Regions from separate parts of the Mus musculus genome. Here region 1 is linked to region 2. Evidence: chromatin loops called from intact Hi-C (ENCODE). Cell type or tissue: heart. All regions are shown on one strand.

Region 1 (8,000 bases), 190 kb before region 2:
CAGCTGCTGCAGGCGCTTACGGAGCAAAGCTATCTCAGGCCCCCTTAAAAATTCTGACACAGATAGGAAAAGAAAGGAGACAGTAACACAACAAAAAATAGTATAAAGTTGATTATACACTTAAAAAGGGAAAGATTAAATAAGACATGCTTTAAAGAGAAATACTAAAAAGAAATACTGATAAAAAGTCATTAAATTATGAGACAGTCTATGCATATGCAATCAGATGTTTCTCTTTAATTATCACGAATTAGACACATAATTTCTATAAATATTTAAGTAACCAAACAAATGAAAATAAAATATCATAAAAGCAAAACACTATTTTAAATTTATTTTATAGTTTTTTATATTATGGTACTTCGAACTGCATATAGGGCCTAAGTACATATCACTCACTGCACTACACACTTAGCCATTAAGAATCTAAATTAAACATTCAAATAGTCACCATTTTTCTTCTTTGTACAGAAAAATAACACAGAATAGTTATAAAATATTAATTTAAAAAATCTAAACAAAAATTTCAGTTACTTTACTAATTTCAGTCAAGTAACAATATTCAATAAAACAAGTAAATAGTTATATATTTTAAAACAATTATTAGAATTCATTATAACTTTGAAAAATTAAAGTTGTATGTCATACCCTTAAAAAATGTTTCTTCTTGTGTCAGAATTGATATTTTAGCTAAAAAGGTTTATATAATATTTTCTTAATCTTTTCTTTGGAAATACCCAGGTGAAAACAAAAATTACACAAATTTATGCAAAGAGGTAGCTGTATACCTCTTACATATGAGACTTCCCGGACAATAAAACATTGAGCAAAATAATCCTTACCCCTATGGAGTTTACTCTGAGGGAAAACAGACATCTGTGAATATACATTACATGCACATGCACATATATCTCTATACATGCACACATGTGTACCCCAGGGTACCAGCTATATTAAACTAGTACAGAAGGCTTGCAGGCTAGATGAAAGGGAAAGAGTGCTGTTTTGTGGACAGTTCTTAGAAAAGCCTTCTAGTCCCTGATTTTAGTGGGATTGCTTCAAGCTTCTCTCCATTTAGTTTGGTGTTGGCTACTGGTTTGCTGTGTATTGCTTTTACTATGTTTAGGTATGGGCCTTGAATTCCTGATCTTTCCAAGACTTTTATCATGAAGGAGTGTTGAGTTTTGTCAAATGCTTTCTCAGTATCTAATGAGATGATCATGTGGTTTTTGTCTTTGAGTTTGTTTATATAGTGGATTCTGCTGATGGATTTCGGTATATTAAACCATTCCTGCATCCCTGGGATGAAGCCTACTTGATCATGATGGATGACCATTTTGATGTGTTCTTGGATACAGTTTGCGAGAATTTTGAGTATTTTTGCATTAATATTCATAAGGGAAATTAGTCTGAAGTTCTCTTTCTTGTTGGGTCTTTGTGTGGTTTAGGTGTCAGAGTAAATGTGGCTTCATAGAATGAATTGGGTAGAGTACCTTCTGTTTCTATTTTATGGAATAGTTTGAGGAGAATTGGAATTAGGTCTTCTCTGAAGGTCTGATAGAACTCTGCTCTGCACTAAACCCATCTTGTCCTGGGCTTTCTTTGGTTGGGAGACAATTAATGACTATTTCTATTTCTTTAGGGAATATGGGACGGTTTAGATCATTTATCTGATCCTGATTTAACTTTGGTACCTGGTATCTGTCTAGAAAATTGTCCATTTCATCCAGATTTTCCAGTTTTGTTGAGTATAGGCTTTTGTAGTAGGATCTGATGATTTTTTGGATTTCCTCTGTTTCTGTTAGGACTGCCCACTCTCTCCCAATCTATTCAATATAGTACTTGAAGTCCTAGCCAGAGCAATTAGACAACAAAAGGAGATAAAGGGGTATAAATTGGAAAGGAAGCAAACTATCACTATTTGCAGATGATATGATAGTATACATAAGTGACCCCAAAATTCCACAAGAGAATTCCTAAACCTGATAAACAACTTCAGCAAAGAAGCTGGATATAAAAATTAACTCAAACAAAACAGTGTCCTTCCTCTACACAAAGGAGAAAGAAATTAGGGAAACAACACCCTTCACAATAGTCACAAATAATATAAAAGACTTTGGTGTGACTCTAACTGAGCAAGTGAAAGATCTGTATGATAAGAACTTCAAGTCTCTGAAGAAAGAAATCAAGGAAGATCTCAGAAGATGGAAAGATCTCCCATGCTCATGGATTGGCAGGATTAATATAGTAAAAATGGCCATCTTGCCAAAAGCAATCTACAGGTTCAATGCAATCCCCATCAAAATTCCAAATCAATTCTTCATAGAGTTAGAAAGGGCAATTTGCAAATTCATCTGGAATAAAAACAAACAAACAAACAAACAAACAAACAAAAAAACCCCTAGGATAGTGAAAACTATTCTCAACAATAAAAGAACCGCTGGTGGAATCACCATCCCCGACCTCTAGCGGTACTACAGAGCAAATGAAATGTTCGACATCCTCAGTCATCAGGGAAATGCAAATCAAGACAACCCTGAGATTCCACCTCACACCAGTCAGAATGGCTAAGATCAAAAACTCAGGTGACAGCAGATGCTGGAGAGGATGTGGAGAGAGAGGAACACTCCTCCATTGCTGGTGGGATTGCAAGCTTGTACAACCACTCTGGAAATCAGTCTGGCGGTTCCTTAGAAAATTGGAAATAGGATCCAATTGTGTAATAATGTCTCTTTTTATACTGTTCTGAATCAATTAAGCTGAGGACCCAGCAATACCCCTCCTGGGCATATACCTAGAAGATTCTCCAACATGTAATAAGGACACATACTCCACCATGTTCATAGCAGCCTAATTTATAGTAGCCAGAAGCTAGAAAGAACCCAAATGTCCCTCAACAGAAGAAAGGATACAGAAAATGTGGTATATTTACACAACGGAGTACTACTCCACTAATGAATTTGACCATCTAGTGATTGCCATATCCAGGGATCCATCCCATAATCAGCTTCCAAACACTAACACCATTGCATATACTAGCAAGATTTTGCTGAAAGGACCGAGATATAGCTGTCTCTTGTGAGACTATGCCGGGGCCTAGCAAACACAGAAGTGGATGCTCACAGTCAGCTATTGGATGGGACACACGGCCCCCAATGGAGGAGCTAGAGAAAGTACCCAAGGAGCTAAAGGGAACTGCAACCCTATAGGTGGAACAACAATATGAACTAACCAGTACCCGGGAGCTCTTGTCTCTAGCTGCATATGTATCAAAAGATGGCCTAGTCAGCCATCACTGGAAAGAGAGGCCCTTTGGACTTGCAAACTTTATATGTCCCAGTACAGGGGAACGCCAGGGCCAAAATGGGGGAGTGGGTGGGTAGGGGATTGGGGGGTATGGGGGACTTTTGGGATAGCATTGGAAATGTAAATGAGGAAAATACCTAATAAAAAAAAGATAAAAAAAAAAAGAAATCACATTCACATCTCAAAAAAAAAAAAAAAAAAAAAAAACAATGAATTTGCTGGGCAGTGGCAGTGCATGCCTTTAATCCCAGCACTTGGGAGGCAGAGGCAGGCAGATTTCTGAGTTCAAGGCTAGCCTGGTCTACAGAGTGAGTTCCAGGACAGCCAGGGCTATACAGAAAAACCCTGTCTCCTCAACAACAACAACAACAACAACAAACAAACAAACAAACAACAACAACAACAAAACAATGAATTCATGAAATTCGTAGGCAAATGGATGGAACTAGAAAATATCATTCTGTGTGAGATAACCCAATCACAAAAGAACACACATGGTATACACTCACTGATAAGTAGATATTAGCCCAGAAGCTCCAAATAACCAAGATACAATTCATGGACCACATGAAGCTCAAGAAAAAGGAAGATCAAAGTGTGGGTGCTTTGGTTCTTAGAAGGTGGAACAAATTACCCATGTAAGGAGTTACAGAGACAAAGTGTGGAGTAGAGACTGAAGGTATGACCATCCAGAGACTGCCCCACCTAGGGATCCATCACATATAGTCACCAAACCCAGACACTTTTGTTGATGCCAACAAATGCTTGCTGACAGAAGTCTGTTATAGCTGTCTCTTGAGAGGCTCTACCAATGCCTAACAAATACAAGTTGGATGCTCACAGCCAACCATTGGACTGATCACAGGGTCTCTAATGGAGGAGCTAGAGAAAGGACCCAAGGAGCTAAAGGGGTTTGCAGCCTCATAGGAGGAAAAGCAATATGAACTAACCAGTTTCCCCAAAGCTCACAGGATCTAAACCACCAACCAAAGAGTACACATGGTGGGACTCATGGCTCCAGCCGCGTATGTAGCAGTCATCAATGGGAGAAGAGGGAGGCTCTAGGTCCTGTAAAGGTTCTATGCCACAGTGTAGAGGAATGTCAGGGCCAGGAAGCGGGATTGGGTGGGTTGGTGAGCAGAGGGAGGGGGTAGAGGGGAGAGAATAGTGGTCTTTTAGAGGGGAAATCAGGGATAACATTTAAAATGTAAATAAAGAAAACATCTAATAAAAGAAAATATAAAAAGAAGAAAAAAAGAAAAAGAAAAAGAAAAAGAAAAGCCTTCTAGGGTGCTATTTGACCATAGTCTCAAGGACTCAAGGTTCATGGCTATCCTAAAGAGCTGTTCCAGGAGGAGGAAAGGACAAGGAAAATACTCAGGGGAAACATCGGAGATGTGAGAGACAAAGGCAGCATCTTTTACCTACTATTTGCCACAGTGAAGAACAATAAAGAAAGAACAATTCACTCTGGAAAGAACTAATACCCATCCAGTGGAGAAATTAACCAGAGACTGAACGTAAGAGTCAAGGATTCCTAACAAACCTGGATGTCTCTTGTGATGAAACTTCAAGGCTCCTGATGACAGGTAATAACTGAGCCCTGGGGAACTTCAGTGTTTGAGAGAAAACAAACAAACAAACAAACAAAAAACCCCACCAACCAACCAAACAAGTAAGCGGAAATGCTATAGGTCAAGTGAGAAGAGTGTGTCCACAAAGGGTGGAGACAGCTAGTGTGTCGACGGTTCTGATACACTCCTGAAAAGGACATTGAGACCTGACAGCTGGCTTTTGCACTGTGTAAGTCAACGACAAGACTGATGAAAGTACACTGTCATGGTGTACTAATAGGAGCCAGAACCAGACTGCAGCAGGTTCACCAAGTGGGGCGATGAAGTCGAATAAAAAGGTAAACTCTGCAGAGCCCTGAACACTAGTAGAAGAGGGGAGGTTATGGGATGGTGAGGAAGAAAGGTCAAAGGGAACTTGGTATGTCTTAACTGGGAGAAAGTTCCTGCTGCTCGAGTATGCTTAATTGAGGAGAAGGAAAAGACAATACATAAAAAGAAGCAGGTGAGTGCAGGACAGGCATTACTGAACAGACCAAGGACACGGAGGAGAGGAGGGTACACAGCACCAAAGGGCAGGCGAAGTATGTGGGGAAGCATATTCTCAGTGGCAGACTTGGTAACAGAAGCACACACACACAACTCCTCTCAGTGACACTTGCAGCAAACTGCATTTCAGCCTCTTGTGCAAATTTTGTTATTTGGGGAACAAGCATGCTAGTGTCATTACTCTCTTATTACTATGGCCTCTGATGATAAAGAATTGTCTTCAACCAGCTAACTAAGAGTTAATGAACAACTCATCCTGAGAGAGGTAACCCATACACAAAAAGACAAATACTAGGTACACATTTTCTTATATGTGGATACTAGCTGTTCAGTCAATGATAAGAAAGGTACAATCAATACAGCCACAGAGAGTAGGTATAAAGTAAGGGACTAGAGGGAACGAATAGATCTCCCTGCAAAGGTAAATAGAATGCACAGTTATAGATAAAGGGGAATGAAGTGGGAGATCAAGCAGGAATGGAGAGAGGAAAGGAGGAAATGTGGGGAAAGACAGCTAAAATTAAAGACTATTTGAGTGGTAGTATGGAAGTAGCAGAAGCTTCCTAATATGTATGTATGTATGTATATATATATATATATATATATACATACACACACACATATATATATATTACACACACACACACACATATATGAAGATAATCTAAATAACACTGCCAAGTAACAGAGGAGACAGAGCCTCAATTGGACATCTTGTCAACAAATGTGCTGGGATTAGGCTACATGTAGTTGAGTTATTAGAGAAACAACCCAGGCTGTTGCAAATACTATAGGTTGTGAGAGCAACAAACTGATGGCAAGGCGCTATTGCTGAAAATACCTACACAACTCACTGAACACAGAGAAGTCAAGCTGGCACTTATGTAGAACCTTTACCCTCACTGGACACTGTTCTTGGTACTAGAGGGTACTCTGAATAGTACTGAAGGAGAAACAACACCAACCCAGCTAAAAACACTTTGCTCTAAGATGGTGTCCTGCCTGCATGGTATGCTAATGCAATGGTGGTACAAAGTTGGTAGGAGTAACCAACCAATGTCACATTTGACTTAAGGCCTACTTCCCAAGATGGAACTCATAGCCATGTTGCTTGGTTGACCAAGAAGTTGAGACTCAAGAGCCCAAGGACCTAGGGTAAAACCAATACTATAGTTCTACTAAAGGAATGTAGTAATAAACAGCTCCTAATGACATTCTGCTATACTCATAGATCAATGCCTCACTCAGCCATCATCAGAGAAGCTTCATCCTGTAGATGGGAACAGATACAGAAACCTACAACCGGATAATATACAGAGAGTGAAGAGACCTCAGAACACTCATCCCTAAATGGGATGTCTTCATCAAATCCTTCCTCTGAGGGCTCAGGGGAAATCTATGGAGAGGAGGCAGAAAGAGTGTAAGATCTAGGGAGGGTGGAGAACACCAAAGAAACAAGGCCTTCTAAACAAAACAGGAATGGCAAACATGAACTCCAGAGACTGAGGCAGCATGCACAGTGAGGCCTGCACAGGTCTGCATCGAATGTGGATCTAGAGCTAAAATGAAAAGTAGGCCACATGCCTTGTCCCTAACCCAGATGCTGTCTCAATTGAGAACCACTTGCAAATGAAAATTTGGTTTTTCTCCAGGAGTCTCACTGGGGAAATACACTACTCTTTTTTGTTTTTTTTTTTTTAAAGGTGTGTGCCCCCATCCAGGCACTCCAGTTACATTTGTTTTTAAAGATTTATTTATTTATTATATGTAAGTACACTGTGGCTGTCTTCAGACACACCAGAAGAGGGCATCAGATCTTGTTACAGGTGGTTGTGAGCCACCATATGGTTGCTGGGATTTGAACTCATGAGAGCAGTCGGTGCTTTTACCCGTTGAGCCATCTCACCAGCCCCCAATAAACTCCTCTTAAGTGTAGACTGTATTCCCAGAAGTAGGTGGCCAACATAAAATGAAGTCAAGGGCATCTTTGGAGATTCTCTCGTAATGCTGGTGTTTTTTTTTTTTTTTTTTAATTTAACCTTTTTTGTTTGTTTTTATTTTTCACCCTACAAGTCCTTTGCTTATATATAATGGTTTCCAAGTTTGCATTTTTAAAAAAGATTTATTTATTTTTTATTTTATGTATATGAGTACACTGTAGCTGTACAGATGGTTATGAGTCTTAATGTGGTTGTTGGGAATTGAACTTTTAGGACCTCTGCTCGCTCAGTCCCTGCTCGATCCAGCCCAAAGATTTACTTATTATTATACATAAGTGCACTGCAGCTGTCTTCAGATACACCCAGAAGAGGGCGTCAGATCTCATTACAGGTGGTTGTGAGCCACCATGTGGTTGCTGGGATTTGAACTCAGGACCTTTGGAAGAGCAGTCAGTGCGCTTAACCGCTGAGCCATCTTGCCAGCCCCCAATTTTGCATTTTAAGAGATTCCTTAGTGTGCAAGCAAGTGGTCCTTGTATCTCTATCTGTTTCCTATGCCTTTTCTTGGGTTCTTTTCCTTTGGTTTGTTGGTTTTGCACTATTCCAATTTGCTTGCTTTTGATTTATCTTATTA
Region 2 (8,000 bases):
GATTCAGTTTCTTTTGGTCCATGTAAAAGAAGTCAGACGCTACTGCAGGGCTATTGCAGCTGCAGAGTTTTCATTTGACCACCACGATATATGGCCATCCGTTGTGGTAGCGTTTTGCATGTTCACACCAGGAAAAGGGATTTGCTAAGAAGAAAGTTAGGATGTAATAAGTACCCAGGGACTTAGTTTTGACAGAATTTGTAGAACCTCCCCTATACAGTCACCCCCAACATAAAATTCTTGGACTATTAGAGAGTCTATTAACAGTCTATTCTCTTGTTTGTACTTTTCAAAATGGTTTATACATATTATGCATGCATTGTGTGTGTGTGTGTGTGTGTGTGTGTGTGTGTGTGTGTGTGTAGAATGATTCTTCAGAAGTAATTCTTTTCTCCTTGTTCTTCTCTAAGCATTTATATCCTGGGGCAACTTCCTCATTTTAAAGATTTGCTTAAGGAGTGAGTAACATCTCTTAAGTCTCCAATTATGTTTTAAATCAGTCCTTACTTTATCAAACAAACCAGCCAAACCAGCTTTCCTTTTTTTCTACATTACAAAAGCAGTACATAAGAAAGGATAATTCTCTTTCAAATATTCCTTTCTACCTTAACATAAGAACCTGCCAGGTAGACCTGTCCACCTTAACATAAGACCCTACCATGTAGACCTGATTGCACCCACCCCATCTTGTACTATGCAGCCATTCCTCCCCATGTGTAAGCAATTGCCTATACTTTCCCCCACAAATTAAAATGTTTGGATTTCATTTAAAGACTGTGCACAAGAGCGGCCACGGAGCTTATCCTAGAAGACCCAGTAAGTAGGTGGCAGCCACCTAGTTTGATTTCTGTACCCAAGCCCATGGCATTGCTCCGTGTTTAACAAACAAAGGGTCCTGGCAGGCTCTGAGCCTTTCATGCTGCGGTTCTTCCTCAGTCTCCCTCCTCCTCTCTCTGTTGCTGCCTTCACAGATCATCAAGGCTTACCTGGACTTTTCCCTGTACCACCACCTCGCTGGCTACCAGGGCGTGTGGTTCAAATATGAAATACTGGTCATGGAGCAGCTCCTGAACCTCCCCCTGAAAGGCGAGGCCATTGAGATCATGGCGTATACAGCCGACACACTGGGCCACATCAAGTTCTTAATGGGTCATCTGGACTTGGCCATTGAGTTAGGTAAGGGCCGGCAAGGCAAGAGAACGCATAAAGTCACATGTAGTACCCCAAACACAGCCTGATTGCTTTCTCCCCAGGCTCTCGAGCCCACAGGATGTGGTCACTTCTTCGGAATCCCAACAAATACCAGATGGTTCTCTGCAGACTGAGTAAACCTCTTTTCTTGAAAAGCAGGTATTTGCCCTAAAGCATTTTCCAAAGTTCGGGTTCTACTTTCCTTCCTGTTGCTGTGACTTTCCTTCCTGTTGCTGTGACTTTCCTTCCTGTTGCGCTCTGCCCAAAAGTGGGGAGGGGCGGGATGGTGGTGTTTACACTTCCAGGTCATAGTCCATCTTCGAGGAAATTTGGAACAAGGAACTCGAGCAGGGACTGGAACAGAAACCATGGCTTCTTGCTGGCTGGCTCTCTGTTTCCCTTTCCAGTATGTGATTAAGCTAACCAGCTCTTAGAACTGGAGATGGTGCCTCCTCCACAAGGCTGGGGCTCCCAGCATTAATTAATGATCAAGTCAATTCCCCACAGACATACCCACGGGTCAGTGTGATCTAGGCAGTTCCTCAACCAGAAAGCTTTCCTCTCCAATGAGGCTACTGGGTTGGCAACCACAGCTAATTATGGCAGGAAGCTGTTTGTGGGATTCTGGCTTATTTTTCCCTCTGGCCATGGCACAGGAAAGGAAGATACCGTAACTGATAACTGACATTTTATCATCAACATCACTTTTCCCCTGTTAATTCTCCTCCTGGAGTTCTTTTGTATTCATCTCTAATCTGGTTGCTCTGGCCAAGAGGGCAACCAATTATGCTTATTGCGGGGAATAGGACCTCCATTTCTGGTAGATAAAGGGGAAAGAAAAGGCATTGTGCATGCACAAACAAACAGCAATGAAGACTTGGCCACATCGGCCAGACTCTAGTCCTCCTAAAATGGAGGAGCCCTATATGAACAGTTTGGGGTGAGGACCCAGTTGGAGGCTTAGGTTCTAGTTCTGGGCAAGGGAAGATTTGAAGCCTATTCTAAGGTTGTATTCTATTGTATTTGGCTCTGAACTACTGTTCATGTCCAGGACTAACTAGACAAGGACTGAAGTCCATCCCTTCTTCTCACTCCTTTTAACATCTTCACCTCTGTTGCACAGATATAAACATTTGGTCCAGGTGCTGGGATGGTTGTGGGACCTTTCTGTAACAGAAGAGGACATCTTCAGCAAGGCATTTTTCTATTTCGTCTGCTTGGACATCATGCTTTATTCTGGTACGCGTGGAATTTATCCTGGCTTGGGGAATGAAAAGAAATCAGGGTGGATCTCCACACTGGAGTGATGAGGCGTCTCTCAGGACTTGGGCTTTGGACTTTGACTTTGAACTAGTTAGTGTTAAGGGATGGAGAGAGCCTAGTGATGTGATTCAAGGAGCTGGTTAATAATTACCAAAATTGTAAGGAAGCAATGAATGCTGGGTATGTTGGTACACACCTTTAATCCCAGCACTTGGGAGGTAGAGGCAGGCAAACCTCTATGAGTTCAAGACTATCCTGATCTATATAGTAAGTTCAAAGACAACCAGGGCTACATAGTGAGACCTTGTTTCAGGGCTGGGAGAGGAGTGAGCAGTGAAAAAGAATAATGAAATCTGGAGGAACCTTGTAGGTCTGAGCTGTCAGATCAATTTCTGATGGTTGATAGTCACTGCATTGTTTAACAATGTGCCCTTTACTGGGACTATTTAATTTTTTCAGGCTATCCTTAGAAGCTTCATGTTGATAACCATATCCAACGTATGACCTCCAGGCTTCATAGCCATGACTCCGTTCTGTTCTTGTTTGGTCTTTGTTGCTATGACTAAGCATGATGACCAACAGCAACCTGGAGAGGAAAGGATGTCATTCACCTTGCAGGCTGCAGTCAGGACAGGAGCTCAAGTCAGGAACCTGTACACTAACTGAAGCAGAGACCATGAAGGAGTGTTGCTTACTGCCTTGCTCTTGTGGCTTTCTTGGCCACAATCCAGGACCACCTACCCGGGGGGTGGCACTGTGTCTAGTAGGCTAGGCCCACTCACATCACTTCCTATAGAAGCAGATTCTCAATTGAGGCTCCTTCTTCCTAGATGACACTAGCTTATATCAAGTTGTCCGAAAACTAACGGGCACACAGTCTGACACAAAACAGTAAATCTACCTAAAACTTTATGAGACCTTCCTCTGTAGCTTGGTTGCATGATTCTCCAACATGAACATTAGCAATGACAATGTGTGTTGCTGTGTTAAAGCTTTCACATGCCTACAAGGACTGGCCCATTGAGAATGAGAGTTAATCGCTATTGGCGATGCCAACAGAAAAACACAGCTCTCTCTCTCCTCACAGAGGATAAGGAAGTGTCTATTCTAGAGCCAAATGTGAATGACAGTGGTCCAGGAACACAATCCCATGCCACCAGCACAGAACCAGCTCCTTGAATTCTTCCATAATAATATTACAAAGAAAGTCACAAATCAAGGTGCTTTTCAAATATATAGGTGAGAATATCAGAGAGAACTTACAGCAAACCGGACAGATCTTAGCTACAGGCTTCAGATGCTGCCTGCTACCACACTCAGCTTTTAGGTCAGGTTGGTAGAAGCTAGGGGTCTGCTAAGTTAAAAACATCCTAAACAGTTTTTAAGGTGTCAGTCACAGAGCGTTGAGCCTAACACAGAAGTGAACAAGGAATGGCTGACTATTTAGGGAGCTAAAGATCAATTACATTCAAACTCTGGACCTGCAACATCCGAGCTTCCCCGCATCACTGAAGTTCTAATCAGCCAATCAGCCTCTGCAGACAATGGCTTATTTTTTTTTAATTTATTATTGTATGTAAGTACACTGTAGCTGCCTTCAGACACCAGAAGAGGGCGTCAGATCTCATTAAAGGTGGTTGTGAGTCACCATGTGGTTTCTGGAATTTGAACTCAGGACCTTTGGAAGAGCAGTCAGTGCTCTTATCCACTGAGCCATCTCTCCAGCCCCTAGATGGCTTATTTTTAAGAATCCTCACTTGCAGTGACAGGGAAAACAAGCTCTTTCCTGACAGCCTTTAAGTACTGCCTTATTAAATCAGAGGGACCAACCAGGGGTTCTTTCTCCACTCATGATTAACAAAGGAGAGACATACATTGTTACCCATACAGGAGCTATGGGTGAAAAACTGGGGATTCCTGGACTACCAGGGCTTGTAGTTGAGTTGAGAAAGGTTGGATTAAATCTGATGGCATTTGGTCTCTTCTATGAAATTGGGCCACGTATCCATAAGAAGTCAAGGTATAGCTAAGATCCTGGAAACACAGGCCAATGCAGCAATGTGATTGTTGCAACCCACGGGACCCTTTGAGTATCTAAAGCACTAAAGCAACCAGATATTACTATACAGTGGGAAACTCTGTTGGGAGCTAAAGGCCTGAAAGACCCACCCCAACCCCACACCACGTTGCTGCAACATCGCTCTGTTTCCCTCCTTTCTAGGCTTCATTTACAGAACATTTGAAGAATGCTTGGAATTCATACACCACAATGAAGACAACAGAATCCTCAAGTTCCAGAGCGGACTCCTCCTGGGACTTTACTCCTGCATCGCTGTCTGGTAACAATGTGCTACAGAACATTTAGAGTCTAAAGTGAGAGAGTTAGATCCCGAAGAACTATTGTTCAGCTACGGTCTTTAAAAGAAAGAACACATATCCATAGTTTGCATCCAACACAGCTTAAAGGTGCCAGAGAATATTTATAGAGAAGGCCTCCCGAGGCATCCTAGAAGCCGTCAGCCAAGGACAGAAAAGTAGGTCTGTCTTAGTGTCACAATAATACCAAGCTTATAGCATAGGTGACCTGATGGCCAGGAGTTTTGTATCTCTGGAATCATCGAACCTAAGAGAGAAGCTATGAGGCGTGGGGGAAGAGTTGCAACTGTCCTGAACATGTGGAGCCTGCTTCCTTGTCCTTATTCCTTAAACAGTAAGTGTAACAGCGGTTTGCATAGGTGACAGTGCAGATGGTGACATTATCAACAACACATGTAATGCAGGAAGATGCATGAAGTATTGTCTGCAAATGCTATACCATTTTATATAAGAGCTGTGAGTGCCTGCGAATTCGAGTATCTCTTGGATGGGGGCATCCTGGCACTGAGGGGCTATTGAGGGACAGCTGTACTTATCTCTGTGGAGTGTTGTAGTTTGGGCACTGAAGAAACAGTACCCCTTGCCCACATACACCTGCCCAATTCTAAACAGATGGAAAAATATCATTTTGAGAGGATGACCTTGGAGGGTCTGAGCTACATGATATCTGCAGGGCCTAACACTAAGCTCTAACATTAGACCCACCCACCCTGCAGTGGGAAGTTCTAGAAGCCACAGATTTCCCCATCCAGGCAGGCCTCTTTCTGTCTCATGGCAGAGCAGCTCAACGCCATGTTACCAATCAGCTTCACTGGTTCTTACAATGAAGGAGGCACATGTCCTGATCTGTGCTTGTCTTGGTCCCTCCCAAATCACCAGCCAACTAAGGCACTCCTTATTGGAGAACCAAGAGGAGCAGGGAGACAGCCCTGACCCTTTGCTCCACTGGAGTCTCTCACACAGAACACTCGGGCCAGAGGAAGAAACGCAGCTTAGTAACCCTGTAGCTAGGACCCTACCTTCAAGGAATGAGATGTAAGCCGGGCAGTGGTGGCGCACGCCTTTAATCCCAGCACTTGGGAAGCAGAGGCAGGGTGATTTCTGAATTCGAGGCCAGCCTGGTCTACAGAGTGAGTTCCAGGACAGCCAGGGGTATACAGAGAAGCCCTGTCTTGAAAAACCAAAAAGAACCAAAAAAAAAAAAAAAAAAAAAAAAAACAAAAAACAAAAAACAAAAAAACCAAACAAACAAAAAAAAAAGGAATGAGATGTACAGATGTACATGAGATGTACAGATGTACACGTAGCACAGCCATCTTCAAGGTAAATCAGAAAGCAACCAAATTCCCTGTTATTTCCTAGCCTGAGACCCCTGTTTTGTTTGCCACCTCACATTATACACGGCCAGGTCATCTAATACTAATATGATTCTGTAAAAGCTGTGTGATGAGATTGAAGACTTCAAATTCAAGCAACTCCCAATTAATGTGAAATGCCTTTTGATTAAAAAAAAATTTCCTCAACTCTGGGGCATAGTGGTTCACACCTATGAGCCCAGCACTTGGGTCCAGCAGGTAGGAGGGTCGGGAGATAAGGAGTTTAACGTCAGCCCAGGCTACCTGAGACTCTGCCTTAAACACAAAATAAAATTATGTGGGAGAACTTAACATCCAAAAAAGACTACCTTGACCAGTTAAGGCTCCATATCAAATTGGTATGACCACGTAAACTAATTTTCAAAGACTCTGAAGTCTAACAGTTGTGCTAATCCCTCATTGCTATCTCTCCTAGTTGGGATGTCCGTGTACCAGTTCTCTCCCAGAGCAATACAGCTCATACTTAGTGGCCATAAGAATCACCTGGAAGACTTGTTAACTCAAATTCCTGGCCTCACTCCCAGAGCCTGACTGACCAGATAATCTGGGTCAGACCTGGGAATCTGCATTTAAGAAGAGAACCCAGCTTTTCTACTGTCCTGAGCTGGCTCGTAGGCCTCTCTCTGCAGTGGTGGCCACCTGAGTGCAGAGGTCGGACCTGCGGAAGTGCAAGTCATGGCTGGGCAAGCTTTTAGAAAGTTTCTTTTGCTCCTTGACAGAGTGTTGCTTGAAAGGAGGGCCGCTGAAACTGTGGGGTCCCCAAGGGTGGGGTTATGTTTCCAGAAAGTCTCCAGGAAAAGCATCGCAAGCCACAGTGTTGTGGGATCAGGCACAAAAGGAGAGTGTGGGTAGATCAAGTGGTCAGTGTGAAAGTTGGGGTGAAGTTCTTCTCCCAGAACACAGAGGCACCAACGTAGTTTTAGATGACAAGGGTTATTTCTTATTTAGCAATGATAACATTCTTGGAAAGTCTGTGGATTGAAATCACGGTTACAACAATGTCACGTGAAGCTGGCCATACCATTGACGTTCTGAACTCTCTCATCATGTAAATAATTTCAATACTTCCCATTTATAATAAGCTGAGGGTGCCTACAATTAAAAAGGACCCAGGTGACACTGGCTTGTCTGCAGGCTGCGCTGATAACTGCTGGCCCACCTCTTTTTGCAACTGGGACAGTTTCTATAAGCCTAAAATGTGTGACCTGCCTCACTTCCTACAGTCAAAGGAGCATCATGGATAACCCCACATGCCATGTGTGCTCCTGCAGGCTCTCTGTCCCTCCCGAGTCATAGGATTCCATCCTTTCCCGGATCCATGTCACCTAACATCCCGATGTTTCAGACAGAAGGCAGGTAGAGGCCCGAGGTACTGAAAGTTGGCATACACAGAGATCTGTCGGGAAGCCAGCCCATCCTGAGAGCCATACTGATTTTAACTTGTCTTCCCTGGCGCTGCAGGTATGCCAGACTTCAAGAGTGGGACAACTTTAACAAATTTTCCGACAGAGCTAAGCATCTCGTGACACGAAGAACCCCGACAGTTCTTTACTACGAAGGGATCTCTAGGTACATGGAAGGGCAAGTCCTCCACTTGCAGAAGCAAATAGAAGAACAGGCCGAGAACGCTCAGGACAGTGGGGTGGAGATACTCAAGGTGAGGCCTGCTCCCTGGCTTACAGCACAATCCCTCCTCCAGTGGATTCCTATCCACCCTCCTGGCTAATTATCTTCTCATTACAGGATTTGTACTTACGTATGCTAAAAGCTTTATTTTTAAGACAACCCTCCTAA

Evidence for each region. A loop is a pair of places that touch in the nucleus more often than their neighbours do. Peaks named below come from ENCODE experiments on the same cell type or tissue, not always from the same donor. Only the 100,000 strongest peaks of a DNase experiment are listed, where the experiment ranks them.
Region 1: a loop joins it to region 2, with 5 times the contacts of the local background. A loop is called at or near these places in 5 of 42 quality-filtered maps.

The regions. Positions count from the first base shown.
Region 1 is chr1:165,374,183-165,382,182 of GRCm38, forward strand. The region is part of intron 10 of Dcaf6 (DDB1 and CUL4 associated factor 6); the gene reads right to left. Among named protein-coding and RNA genes, the nearest start is that of Dcaf6, 82 kb to the right of the region's middle. In heart, no CTCF peak of the experiment used is centred here; no DNase peak of the experiment used is centred here.
Region 2 is chr1:165,562,952-165,570,951 of GRCm38, forward strand. Adcy10 (adenylate cyclase 10) reads left to right here. Exons shown (of 34, transcript NM_173029.3): 27 at 972-1,176; 28 at 1,254-1,350; 29 at 2,315-2,430; 30 at 4,676-4,793; 31 at 7,668-7,863. Among named protein-coding and RNA genes, the nearest start is that of Gm51750, 7.8 kb to the left of the region's middle. In heart, no CTCF peak of the experiment used is centred here; no DNase peak of the experiment used is centred here.